Linked DNA regions of Homo sapiens: all the other regions are linked to region 1. Evidence: chromatin contacts called from ENCODE Hi-C or POLR2A ChIA-PET data. All regions are on one chromosome and are shown on one strand. Each heading gives the region's core, a stretch centred on a gene start or an enhancer-like site at or near the end of the contact. The rest is flanking DNA. Distances are from core to core; before and after follow the strand shown. Region 1 holds the start of ATXN2-AS (ATXN2 antisense RNA). Region 2 overlaps CUX2 (cut like homeobox 2). Region 3 holds the start of HECTD4 (HECT domain E3 ubiquitin protein ligase 4).

The links. Hi-C counts contacts between places; a loop is a spot of excess contacts on that map. ChIA-PET counts read pairs that join two places held with the same protein, here RNA polymerase II (POLR2A). Pooled maps may share reads with other maps.
Region 2: a pooled map shows a loop between it and region 1 (7-fold over the local background). The contact joins the enhancer-like site here to the promoter of ATXN2-AS in region 1. A Hi-C loop is called at or near these places in 5 of 50 pooled maps. POLR2A ChIA-PET finds 5 or more read pairs at or near these places in 2 of 52 experiments (CD4-positive, alpha-beta T cell and activated naive CD4-positive, alpha-beta T cell).
Region 3: a map of naive thymus-derived CD4-positive, alpha-beta T cell shows a loop between it and region 1 (3-fold over the local background). The contact joins the promoter of HECTD4 here to the promoter of ATXN2-AS in region 1. A Hi-C loop is called at or near these places in 2 of 168 maps with a recorded cell type or tissue (both naive thymus-derived CD4-positive, alpha-beta T cell) and 9 of 50 pooled maps. POLR2A ChIA-PET finds 5 or more read pairs at or near these places in 2 of 52 experiments (OCI-LY7 and activated B cell).

What each region holds. Positions count from the first base shown.
Region 1 is chr12:111,596,609-111,601,041 of GRCh38, forward strand. It overlaps ATXN2-AS (ATXN2 antisense RNA), which reads left to right and starts at 2,890. Exons shown (of 2, transcript NR_146497.1): 1 at 2,890-2,945; 2 at 3,220-3,647. It overlaps ATXN2 (ataxin 2), which reads right to left and starts at 2,707. Exons shown (of 25, transcript NM_001372574.1): 1 at 2,176-2,707. The coding sequence starts at 2,426. RefSeq lists silencers at 1,352-1,481, 2,072-2,121, 2,212-2,381, 2,442-2,751 and an enhancer at 3,212-3,441.
Region 2 is chr12:111,055,811-111,059,991 of GRCh38, forward strand. All of the region lies in intron 1 of CUX2 (cut like homeobox 2), which reads left to right. Among named protein-coding and RNA genes, the nearest start is that of CUX2, 24 kb to the left of the region's middle. RefSeq lists an enhancer at 1,783-2,638. Within about 2 kb of position 1,326, at least 9 of the 41 ENCODE cell types and tissues checked have a DNase peak (open chromatin) inside an H3K27ac peak, as active enhancers do; they include CD4-positive, alpha-beta T cell, where a contact is called at or near this core.
Region 3 is chr12:112,379,479-112,384,128 of GRCh38, forward strand. It overlaps HECTD4 (HECT domain E3 ubiquitin protein ligase 4), which reads right to left and starts at 2,953. Exons shown (of 76, transcript NM_001388303.1): 1 at 2,474-2,953. The coding sequence starts at 2,650. RefSeq lists enhancers at 911-1,411, 2,597-3,096 and silencers at 2,104-2,593, 2,604-2,873, 2,984-3,273.

The sequences.
Region 1 (4,433 bases), core at 1,640-4,139:
AATTCTACAAGTACATTAACGATCTGTTCAAGAATAAAACTTCACATTACACAAATCCAACACAGTAAACAAAATTTCACCTATTCATCAGAAAGAATAAGGGCTGCCATTTAGGTCTCAAGTAAAAGAACTTAAAGCAAGGAAAAATCTAAATTAACCTTAAATTGTTGTAAAGCCTCAAGGAACAGAAAAAAGACCTTGTGGTACTAAAACATTCCAAATATCTTTGATCACTCAAACTACTCAGGAGCAAATTCTCTTATAATCTAATTTTTAAGCCTAGTAGTCAATGCAACTTAATAACCTTAGTTTTAATGTTTATATATTTGAACATGTTGAATTATCTGCCAAATCTCTTCCTAATACCTAAGAAAGTAAAAACAGAATACATCCTTTTCTATAAAAGTTGTATTTTAAATTTTTTCATTTTTCGCTAGATGCCAACGAAAAAGGGAAACTGAAGTTACCCTACTTGGGGAAACGATCACTTCATCTGAACTAGTTTGGCTAAGTAGTGTTTGGGATGCTTCAGACTCAGAGAAGGGGAAGGGGGGGCGGGGCGTGTAAAGTCAAATAACCGACTGTTTCCGCCCCCTTTGAAGGCAGCAGAATTCCTTAAAAACCAGCTGATTCCTCTTGATGGGGAATTTCTGCTGTAAATAAAAATTCTTTGGAAATGGGTTGCTGAAAATGTGTTTTCAAAAAGAAAACTCGGGTGAATGAAAAATCCTCTTATTCCACCTTCCAAAGCCCAAGATGCCTATTTAAGGAGGACGCCGGTCACCCGCCGTCAAGCCGGCGGCCTAGGCCTAAAGAAGGCACAGTAGTGCCTACAACACGGATGGACTTGAGGCACAAGGGAAATGGACTTGCGTGCCCTTGGTAAGCTCTGGCGGCACTCCCGAAGTTAAGGACACCGGCCACAATGGAATGGAGTCTATTGACGTTTCCTTCTCCCTTTGAACACTAAGCATTTTCTTAGTTCGTGAAATACGAACTGACAACCGCCCGCCACCCCCAACAGGCCCTCCTGCACAAACACACCCTCGAGTCAAACCCAGTTAGCCGGGACAACACTGAGCCCCCAGCCCCTACTACAACCCCGGCTTAGGAGGGAAAAAGACGCTAGTAAACACCCGCCTTTCTGCCTTCAGGAACCCGACCACGTCCCCTGCTGCAATCTCTCTCTCCTAGCATTTCCGAAATTGGGGCGGGGGTTGGGATAAGTGCGCAGGGTGCCCGCCCCCTGCCACCAGCACCGCCACCCCGGATCTCCAGGGTCCAGCCTGGGTCCAGCCCTCACCCACCGATGTTCCACAGGCGCCTTCTCCACTGCGGCCTCGAACAGCAATGCGGATCGGCCACCACCCGCGCGCCGGAGAGGTCTGGCGGGGGAAGGAGGAAGGCCGGGACGGGGCCGGGCACTCCCCACCCCTTCCCTTCCCCAGGTGGGGGAGGGTGGAACGCTGCCGGAGGCCACATGGAGCCCCACGATTTCAGGGGAGTTCGGGAGCCCCCGCCGCCGCCTCGGACACGAACGCAGAGGGGTGCGGGGGCCAAGGCCCACTTGTCTCCACCCCGTCCTCCGATCTTTCCCAGGACTCGGAGGGGGCGGGGAGAGAGCCCCGACAGACCCTGATGATTCCGGAGGAGCCCGGTGCCTACCCCTTTAACCGGCACGGGGGACGCGGCCCTAACTTCTCCCCTCCAGAGATGTCCCCCATGGAGGGGGACATGTTCCGGAAAACGCCACCACAGCCTCCAGACCCCTCCAACGTTCACACCTAAACCGGGAGTGGAGGAGCTGCCCGAGCATCCCCACGCTGCGGGCGGAGGATCGTGCGGAAGGGGGAGCCGGGGCTGACCATCGCCGCTACCCGAGAACCCCTCCCAACACGCGTGGGGAGGGGAGGCCGCCCGCTCCCTCCATCTTGACCGCCGGGGGAGGGGGCGGGGATGCTGCGGGAGGCTGGACAGGCCTGACAATCCCAGAGGACCCCGGCTGCGCCCACCGGCCGAGCCTCGGGGCTCAGGCCCGAGCGAGTCTCCCCCGCGCTGCCGGCCCCCAGCCCACCCCGGGTAGCCCGGCGGGTCACGGGGCGGGGACGGCGGCGCGGGCCGCGGGGGAGGGGACGCCGGGCCCGGAGCGGAGGGGGCTGGGGTGCCGACACCCACCTGCCCAGGCCGGGCCTCCCGCCGCCGGAGGTCGCCGCGACCACCGAGGAGGGAGCCGTGGCCGAGGACGAGGAGACCGAGGACGAGGACGGCGAAGGCGCGGCGGCGGGCGACGCTAGAAGGCCGCTGCCGCCGGGCTTGCGGACATTGGCAGCCGCGGGCGGCGGCTGCTGCTGCTGCTGCTGCTGCTGCTGTTGCTGCTGCTGCTGCTGCTGCTGCTGCTGCTGCTGCTGCTGGGGCTTCAGCGACATGGTGAGGGGCCCATACACCGGCTCGCACGCCGGGCGGGGACAGCCGGGAGCCGGGCGCGCCAAGGAGACGCCGGAACGCGGCGGGGACGCGCGGGCGCCGAGCGGGGAGGCGCGGGTTGGCGCGGCCGGAGGGGCGCCCGGGCTGGCGAGGGGGAGAAGGAGGACGACGAAGGGGCGGGGAGGCCCGCCGAGACCAAGGAGCCGCCGGGAGCCGGGCCGAAACGCGCCGCCGCCGTTGCCGTTGCTACCAAAACAGTCTGAGGCGGAGGGAGGCGAGCTCTGCCGGGAGGGAGGGGGGCCGGGGCCGGGCGGGGGAGGGGCGGCGGAGGGATACGGTCCCGGGGCCGCGCCACCGCCGCCCCGCCCGCTCCGCCGCGCCGGCCGCTGGAGCGAGCGCCACCCGGGCCACCTGGCTGCGGCGAAGCGGCGAGACTCGGTGGCCACCGCGGGACTCCGAGGAGCTGCGGCCGCTGAGCGCATCGGAGGGCGGGCGCGCCGAGGCGCCGGGTGGGAGCGGAGGTGCGGATAGGGACTCTTTACCGGAAGTCGGAGGGGTCAGACGGAAGCAGAACGTGAGGTGGCCCCGGGGCCGGGAGGGACACGTGAGGAGCGGGCGGCGCGCTGGGTTGCTTTCTCGGGGGTCGGGTGAGGGCCAGGCGGCGGTCCCTACCCGGATCCGCCTTCCTCAAGGCGGGTCTGCCCTTCGGGGAGGGCGTGTCGGTCTCAGCCTCTGGGGCCTGCCTGGTGTGGAGGACAGGAGAGAAGCATTTCTTCTCCTACTGTATTCCTTCAGCATCTTCACTTCTGCGGGGACCTAGTTTGCCCCCACCTGATGCAACCCAGAAAATGGACTGACTGCGAGTGCCTTGGGGCGGAGAATGTGTCTTGCTACGTGTAAAGCACCTAGAACCCTGCCAGATTCAGGGGACACAGCATCCTGCCGTTTTCCTGCCGTCCCCCGCCCGCCACACAGTAGGCGCTCCAGTGGCTCGGGGCATCTACCAGGCAGGCCGCGCTGTCCTGCCCTGCCGGGGCTGGAGTGGAGCAACCCTCCGGGGCCACCCACATCTGGGTACCTTTTCCCCACTTTTTCCACCCCAGCCGCGCACAGTCACCAGAAAACTCTTTTAGGTATCTGACCTTCATTTGAACCTATGTTCCCTCACTTGAACTTCTTTTTCCTCATTCATGAGATTCTAAAGGAAATATATGGGATTGGGACTGGTAGAACTACGGATAATGGGATCTCCCTCGGTAGAGACAGAGCCGACCTCAAAACAATGTGCGAACTTTAGACCTTGGACCCTTTAGAAGTTTTAATTTAACTTACCCAGCCAGCACAGTAGACTCTTTTTAAAATGTGTTGCAGTTAAACTGGAAGCAAGTAGAAAGTAGGTAACTTTTTTTTTTTTTTTTGAGCAGTGAATCTATTGTTTTTTAAAGTGAAATGACTTCAGGAAATAATAGGGGAAGAAACACCAAAATTCCCCTCAATGTCCTAGAACTGTCCAGATAAAGGTAAAGACTTAGATAAACGTGGAGAATGATTGAACCAGCAGTTTTCAGTAGTCCAACTGAAATTAACCTCCTAGATAGTCCAGGCAAAAATGATCATTGTATTCTGCCAATGTAGGAAATCAGTTTTATTTCCCATCTAAGGTAAAAAGTAGATCAAGGGACCATTGCAAAACCCTTTAAAAATTAACCTAGCCTAGCCAACATGGTGAAACCCCGTCTCTACCAAAAATATAAAAATTAGCCGGGTGTGGTGGTGGGCGCCTGTAATCCCAGCTACTCGGGAGGCTGATACAGGAGAATTGCTTGAATCCGGGAGGTGGAGGTTGCAGTCAGCCGAGATCATGCACTCCAGCCTGGGCGACAGAGCGAGACTCCGTCTCAAAAAATAAATAAATAAATAAATAAATAAAGTAACCTAAAGGAAACTGGAACTAAAAAACCAGTTGAAACAAAAAAATACCTGTACCCGGCTGTGGTACAGGCCAGGGC
Region 2 (4,181 bases), core at 76-2,575, 540 kb before region 1:
GGATAATTTGTTTCTGTGGGATGTATTGATGAGCTGCCCTAATTAGGCACCTTGCTAATGAGAATCAAACCACTTCGCTGGGAGTCGGGCTGATCGCAGCCTAGCTCTGCCGTGAAGCAGCCATGGTCCTGAGCAGGCCACTTAGCTGCGTGGCTCTCAGTGTTATCTTCTGTAACATGGGGCTTCCTGCGTTCTTTCCCCTCCATAGCTAGATTGTTTGCTATGCCCCTGGAGACCTCGGGGGCTGTTGAGATCCGAGGCAAAAGGCGGAGGCCAATTGTGGCTTTCTTTGGGTGTTCTTGTCACTGGTGGACAGATCCATGGATGCGTTTCTCATGCCGGCCTCTTGGATGGATCTGTCAGGGAAGGAGGATGCTAGAGACGAGGACTGTTCTTAACATGTGTGACTGCATGTGTCTCTGTAAACGCAGCAGTCATTTGTTGCTGGGTAGCAAGCCACCCCAAACTTAGTGGACAGAAACAACTCTTGTATACCTGATTCTGTGGGCTGGAATTAGGACGGAGCCCAGTTGGTTCAGCTTGTCCCCACTCCATGATAGCTGTGGCTTCATCTGGGCAGATTCAACATTTGCGGGTAATTTGACAACTCCCACATCTGGCAATTGATGCTGGCTGTTGGCTGGAACCTCAGCTACCTGTGGGAACCCCAGTTTATGGCCTCTCTGCAGGGTCTCTCTGTGTGTTCTCCTTTGGGCTTCCTCACAGCATGGTGGCTGGGTTCCGAGAGGCAACATCCTGAGAGAGCCAGGTGGAAGTGCAGGTGTTTTCATGCTCTTGCCTTGCAAGTTGCTAGTATCACTTCCATCTACTCTGCTGATTGGGGCAGTAACAAAGGTGGGCCCAGGTTCAAAGGGAGGAGGACGTAGATCCCACCACTGGGTGGAAGGAGTGTCAAGGTCACCTTGCAGGAAGCCTTGGTGGCGAGGGATATTATGGCAGCCATCTTTAGAAAAGACAGTTGGCTACAGTGAGGGCGATGGTGGTGGTGATTCAGGTGACTCAGGCTGGTTGTGACAGGCTGTAAAGGGAGCCAGTGCGGCAGGAAGTGGCTGAGCAGGAGAGTAGATGTGACAGGAGGTTGTGTGAGGTGAGTTGGTGTGACAGGAAGTAGCCAAGTAGGGAGTGGGTGTGACAGGAGGATGTGTGGGGGACAGAGTGTAACAAGCGGTGGCCAAGCTGGAATGGTTGTGACAAGAGGTTGTGTGAGGGAATTCAGTGTGACAGGAGATTGTGTGGGGGAGTGTGACAGGAAGTGGCCAAGTAGGGAGTGAGTGTGACAGAAAATGGCCAAGCTGCAATGGTTGTGACGGGAGGTTGTGTGACGAGAGTGAGTATGACAGGAAATGGCCTGAGCTGCAGTGGGTGTGATAGGAAGTGGCCCAGTAGCAAGTAAGTGTGACAAGAAATTGTGTGGGGGAGTCAGTATGACAGGAAGTTACCAAGCTGGAGTGGATGTTACAGGAAGCTGTGTGAGGGCAATGGGTGTGGCAGGAGATTATGTGAGGGAAGTTAGTGGGACAGAGACGGCTATGTGAGTGGAGTGGAGTGGGTGTGACAGGAAGTGGCCACTGGAGATCTGGCTTTGTCTGCCATGATGGAAGTGGGCCTGCCAGTGACAGGGCCCTAGATGCTGACAGCACCACCTTTCCTTGCTTTCCAAGCTGCCCTCTTGAGGGCCTCAGGGTGACCAGGCCGATTCCAACGTGGGGACCCAGACCTCCTTACACGGGCCCCATCTTTCTCCCTGCCCTAGCCTCCACCATCTTCCTGTCTTCCTGTGGGCCCCTCGCTCCCCACTTCTGCCAGCAGCCTCCCCTTCTGCCAGAAAGAGTGACTCCCACCTCAACAGCCTGGAAGCACTCCAACTACCGTACTTTTCTTCAAATAAAAGCAGCTAATTAACATTATTCTTTAATTATTGCCTTTATCAACAAGGGGTCTGATTTCTACCAGCAGGATAGTTGCTTTCCCTTAAACTACCCAAGTGAATGCTTCAGTTCCTGGTGCTTTTGAAATGAATTTGATGTCATCTGCCCAGAGTCACTTAATGGGGACGCCTGGGTAATGACTGAACGCGCTAACTCCGTTAGCAGCCCTGGAAGCATGTAATTTGGCCCCTCAGGCAACAGCACTTTTGAAATCTCTGGATAGTTTTGAACTCTCTGTTCTTAATTAAATATGCAATTTTTCACGGTAACCAGGTTAATTCTTTTGTGTTGTGTTGTAATACTGTTAGGAATTTTCATAGTTCTTATTAAACATTATTCAGGCATTGTGAATTCCATAATTAAAAAAAATGAAAAGAACAAAGCTTGATTCACTCCTTTCTTTTCCCTGGCTAATTTATCAAATGAATTTTGCAAATTTTTCTTTCTGTCCCCAGACAGTGTGGCAAGTGTTTTAAAGGGGAAGGATTTAATTGCCCTGTAGGGATTGGCTGGTTATGAAGGATTTGGCTGTTTGATTAGTAAACCCAGTTGGGAATGGTCTAATGCTCCATGATCTTAAAAATTGTCTGATTGTACCCTCTCCAAGGAGGCCTCTCTCTTCGTTATGTAGAGCATCAACTTCACACAAGTGTGATTATTAGGTAGTGAGGAAAGGGAAGAGAGAAAGATCTGACTTTACTTTAAATTGGGGATCTTGGGAGATTTTTACCTCCATTTCCCTGGCTGGGGAGGAAGGGAGAACACTGAAGAGACACAGAGAGAGAGAGACAGAGAGAGAGAGAGAGAGACAGACAGACAGAGAGAGAGACAGAGAGGGAGCAATTCTCTCATCTCAGATACAGGAGAAGCTGGAGGGTGGCTGAAAGGGTGGGGCCCAAGGAGACGTTTTAGTGCACCCTTGCAGATAGTGGTGTTACAGGAAGGGGGTCCCGAGCGAGACCCCAAGATCTCACGCAAGAAAGAATTCAGGGAGAGACCGCAGTGCAAAGTAAAAGCAAGTTTATTAAGAAAGTAAAATGGTGAAAGAACAGCTACTCCATAGACAGAGTAGGACATTCCTGAAAATAAGAGGAGGAACACATCCACCCTAGGTACAATACTCATATATATGGGGAGATATGCTCTGTGACAAGGGTTTGTGATAAAGGATTAATTTTCTTAATTACTATATTTTGCAATAATCAATATTGTTATCTTTAAAGCAAAATTAGGAATCCCTTTGTTCTCCAAATATTGGGATATCTGGACACTCCCAAGTCTGGGTGTGTTTAGTAAACATTATTAATTTGTTCCCTTAACCGTAAACATCTAGAGGCTCGGAATGCTGAACTTTCTGAGGATGCAGCCCAGCAGGTACCAGCCTCATTTTCCAGCCCTCACTCAAAATGGAGTCGCTCTGGTTCAAATGTCTCTGACAGTGGCACCTGCCACACTGGTCAGCTGGAGGGGGCCCCTCTTTGCAGGGCTTCTCGGGGAGGTGGGAGGGGAGGAGGGCTACATTTCCATTCTGGAATTGGGCCCAGTCTCTGAAAAAATGTGCAGACTCCACACGGAGCAAACTGGGTAGAAATAACCATATCGCCCAAATGTTCTTGATAAGGCTAGGTGCCCCTGGCCCCAGCGAGGGGCTTCTTGGCAGAGATAGCCAGGCCAACTCCCAGTGAGGGGAGCAGGACTACTGCCTGATTCCTGGACCATTTTGTTTTCTATGAGGGCCCCATTGATGCCTCAGTTTCCCTCACCTTCCAAATGGGGCACGTGACTCTTCTGACTTTCCTAGGTCCCCCCACCCAGGGTCAGCTTTCTGTATCCTAGAGGTGGGGAGGTGGGAGATGAAGTGGGGGCAGGGTGGCAGGAGCCAGATCACCTTGAGGGCTATGGTGAGGAGGTGGGATTGTTTTCTAAAGATAGAGCCCCTTAGATATAGGAGGAGGGGAGGGTGATGTGGAAGGGGTGCTACCAAGGAGAAGGTGGTCGTGGGGGGTCCTCAGTCCTGGCTGGGATGCCGAGGGTGGGGGCAGTGAGGGAGGTGTTGGGGAGAGCATGGGCCCCTTTCTCCCCAGCTTACCCCTACCAGACTTAAGCCTGACTTCTGGGGAAGCCCCCTTCCCTGCCCCCGACCTTGGGATCCTGACTCACATGGTCTTTCCAGCAGGTCCAGGGCTCCATTTAGAATCACTCCCGGGAAATCATGGCAGGGAGGTGGCAGTG
Region 3 (4,650 bases), core at 1,703-4,202, 780 kb after region 1:
AGGTCAGGAGTTCGAGACTTGCCTGGCCAACATGGCAAAACCTTGTCTCTACTAAAAATACAAAAATTAGCCCGGCATGGTGGTGTATGCCTGTAATCCCAGCTACTTGGGAGGCTGAGGCAGGAAAATTGCCTCAACCCGGGAGGTGGAGGTTGCAGTGAGCTGAGATGGAGCCACTGCACTCTAGCCTGGGCAACAGAGAGAGACCCTGTCTCAAAATAAAAAATAAAAAGATTTTTTATATATATATATATATATGTGAATACACCCACACAAACACAAATCTAATAGCCACAAAAACATTCTTAGCTATCTATTTCTCCTGATACCATGGAGCCTGTATAACATGGAAAGAATGAAACAAGTTATTCACTACTACCAGTCATAAATGTTTATCACCCATACACATACTAGTTGCTGAGAAATCAGACCATAAATTTAAAAAGCAATTAAAAAAAAAAATCTAGCAGGCCAGAGAGGTTCTTTCCTTTGAAAACCATTCTTCTGTGGAAATAGCTGACAAATTCACGCAATACATTTATAAACATTTTAGGAAAACCAACATCACAGATATTTTAACTAATCCTACTCTTTCTAATCCTAAAAATAAACTACATAAATGACATATATGTATAAATTTTGGTTCTGTGAACTTGGATTAGTCTTTAAGAAACAAAGAGCATAGGCACGGCATAGTGGCTCACGCCTGTAATCTCAGCACTTTGGGAAGCCAAGGCAGGCAGATCACTTGAGGTCAGGAGTTCGAGACCAGCCTGGCCAACATGGTGAAACCCTGTCTCTACTAAAAATACAAAAATTAGCCAGGCATGGTGGCGCGTGCCTGTAATCCCAGCAACTCGGGAGGCAGAGGCAGGAGAATCGTTTGAATCCGGGAGGCAGAGGCTGCAGTGGGCTGAGATCGCGCCACTGCACTCCAGCCTGGGCGACAGAGCAAGACTCGGTCTCGGGGGAAAAAAAAGAAAAGAAAGAAACAAAGAGCATCCACTTTCCACCTTTCACACACAACACAGCCAATTAAATCAAAAGATTCCACTATCATAGCATAATACCCCTTGAGTTTTCAGGCAGATAAGACACTCAGACACACCTTGCTTGTTATAGAACAGGCCCAAATGAGACACAATAAAACGATGATTCCATGTTAGGAATTCCCTACCAACCATATCCTCCTCTTTTTGGTGACTAGATTGTAAAATAAGTCAATTAAGAGTTCATAACGGAAGTGCTGAAGCAACCGCAAATCCAGACACAAAAATACAGTGGAACGTATTCGCATCTCAAGCACGTCCAAATGTCTCGGCCAATGTGATCCGATCACTGCCGTTTCCAGAAACACACAGTAATGGCTTTTAATTCATTTCTATAAATGTTCGTTGTGCGTAAAGCCAAACTGCACGCAAAACCGCAAAACACAAAAGATCCCTCGCATGCCGTTTATAGCCAGAAGATAGGCCATCCTCTCTGCGCCCTACCCCAGAAAGCTCTCCTTACGGCAGTAAAAATTTGATGACACCCCATGCTACCTACACATCAAAATGTCATCCCACAAAGTGGAAGGGGAGCAGTGTCAGCATCCGTTGGCCTCCATGAAACGACACTGCCAGTATTCCCACCTCTAGGCAAACACGAACCCAAGTGAAGTCGATGGAAAGTTCCCACCAACCAGGCATATTTGGTTCCCTTCTGCCCCCAAGGCCAAGCAGCTCAACTGATGAGATCTGCTGTTGCACCTGCCACGGCTCTGAACCCGGGATGCTTGGCGACCCCCGGGGCACACAAAAAGGCCCTGCGGCCTAACGCGCCAGTGACCCTTCCCCGAGAGTGCATGGAGGGCCGCTGGAGCATCCCTCTCGCTGTCCACAGCGCCCGCTTCCCTGACAAAGGCCCCGTGTCAATCCATCCGAGACACAACACAGAGAAGTTGCTGGATTGCCCATCGCGGACCCGCAGCTGCCACTACCCTCTCCCGGAAAAAAACCAAACCAAACCAAACAAAAAAAACAGAACTAGGGAAGAAAAGGATGGGAGGGTACACAGCGTGAAAATCAAAATGTTCCCAAAGCTAAGCAACCTGGGTGTGCCCTGGAAGTGGGTCCTGGGGGCCCGTGGGGGAGGGGAGGGAGGGCCCGGGTGGTGGCGGTGGCTCCTCTGGGGCATGAAGGCCGAGCCAGGCGCTAGCCTAATAAAATGCCGGGTGTCGGAACGCTCAAAAGAAAACCACAAATGAAATCCCCTGCGGGCGCCAGGCCCCGAGGAGGGAGGGAGGGAGAGCGGGGCGGGCGGTCCGCAGACCTGCGGCCGCGGCCCCACCTGCCCGCCCCGCGCCCACACACACCTGCCCCGGCAGCCGCCGGGAGGCGAGGCCGCGGCTGAGGCGAGGAGGGGGCCCGACCCGGGGGTGCCGGGCGAGTGGGTCAGTCCGATGGCGGGGGCCGGGGGCCGCCTCGCTCACCTCCAGGTCGGTGTCCGCGGCCTCTGGGGCCCCGAGGATCTCGCTGGGCAGCTCGGCCAGGTCGGTGACCCGGATCAGCCCGTCGTGCAGGAAGATGGTCTCTTCCTTCACCGAGAGCCACTGCGCCGAGTCAGCGGCCGCCGCCGCCGCCGCCGCCGCGGCCGCCGACGAGCCCATGGCCCCGGCTGAAGGCTTGGCGCTGAGGAGCAGACGCCCGGCCGGGGGAAACGGAGCAGGAGCCGCCGCGATCACCAGTCCATGGCAGCGGCCGCCGCGCCCGCCAGCGGCGCCCCACTTGCTGCCTCGCCCGTGCAACTCCGCCCTAGGCGGTCCGAGTCGCCATACCCCCGACCCCGGCCCGGGAGACCCCGGCCCTGCCGCCGCCGCCGCCGCCGCCGCCGCCGCCGCCCTCAGGAGCAGGATCCGCCTCTGCCGCTCGGCAACCAACTGTCAGTGAGACGCCATGTTGGGGGCGGGGCTCCCGGCATGCCTCGCGGAGCGGACAATACAGGCCCCGCCCGCCGCTCCGCCCACCGCTCCGCGGACGAGGCCACCCGGGTGGCCTGGACGTCCGCCTAGCCCTTCGCTGCCGCCTGCCCTCGGCCTGACCTCCGCCGGCCCCTTCTCCCCCTGGCCATTCAGGGTAGCCCTGGCTTTGCAGCGCGCCAGGGAAGAGGACGCCGCTTCCCCCGTCCTGTCCCTACTCAGGTGTGCACCCCTTGCTCGGGCCCGCGCCCCCACCCTGGGCAGAGCATAGAGATCACTCCTTGTTTTCACGTTTAAATGAGATGCAAGCAAAAGGCTGGCGCAGAATAGGCGCTGCACACTTGTTCATAAGCACTTGGTAGAATCACATAGTAGATGATTAATATTGACTGAAAAGTCTAGTACCCAGTAAGCACTCAAAACCTGGTGAAAATAAAGCGTCTGTCCACAATGCTTGGTGCTCAATGCCCGACACTTAATATGTGCTCCATGAGTGGCAATTCTAATTATTGCTATGTTCGTTCCATCAGTGTTCCACACTAATTGACATACACCTTAAAAATATGCTCACTAGGCCGGGTGCGGTGGCTCACACCTGTAATCCCAGCACGGAGGTCAAGGCAGAAGGACTGCTTGAGCCCAGAAGTTTGAGGCCAGCCTGGGCAACATAGGGAGACCCCATCTCTACAAAAAATAAAAATTAGCGGGGCAGGGTGGCAAGCGTCTGTAGTCCTGCTACTCGGGAGGCTGAGGCAAGAGGATCTCTTGAACTCAGGAGGTGGAGGCTGCAGTGAGCTATTATCTTGCCACTGCACTCCAGCCCGGGCGACAGAGGGAGACCCCATCCCTCCCTCCCCACCAAAAATATATATATGCCCACCAGTGCCATTTTATAAAAACAAGAAAGGAAAACTATATGTATAAAGAACAATGCATGAACAAATACACACCAGATGTTTAAGGTGAGTTGCCATGGGAGTGTGGGGCTGGTCTGGAACTACTGAGATGAGATTGTTCTCTATTACTTGTATATTTTTATCACTTAAAAAATAATAAAACAGGCCGGGCACAGTGGCTTACACCTGTAATCCCAGCACTTTGGGAGGCCAAGGTGGGCAGATCACCTGAGGTCAGGAGTTCGAGACCAGCCTGGTCAACATGATGAAACCCTGTCTCTGCTAAAAAAAATACACAAATTAGCCAGGAATGGTTGCACATGCCTGTAGTCCCAGATACTCAGGAGGCTGAGGCAGGAGAATAGCTGGAACCCAGGAGGCGGAGGTTGCAGTGAGCCGAGATCATGCCACTGCACTCCAGCCTGGGCAACAGAGCAAGACTCCATCTCAATAATAATAATAATAATAATAATAACAATAACAATAACAGGAGAACATTAAGGTGCATACCCTTTGATCCAGCAATTCAACTTTGAGGAAGTTGTCTGAAGGAAATAATCAGACTCGTAGTCAAGGATGGATATACAGGGTTGTGTAGCTCAATATTGTTTACAAAAGGAAAAACTTATCAATCTAGATGTCCAACAATATGGGGCTGGTTAACTAAAATATGATATATCCATAAGATGGAATATTATGGCCGGGCACAGTGGCTCACGTGGGTAATCCCAACACTTTGGGAGGCCAAGGCTGGCAGATCTCTTGAGCCCAGAAGCTCGAGACCCCCTTGGGCAA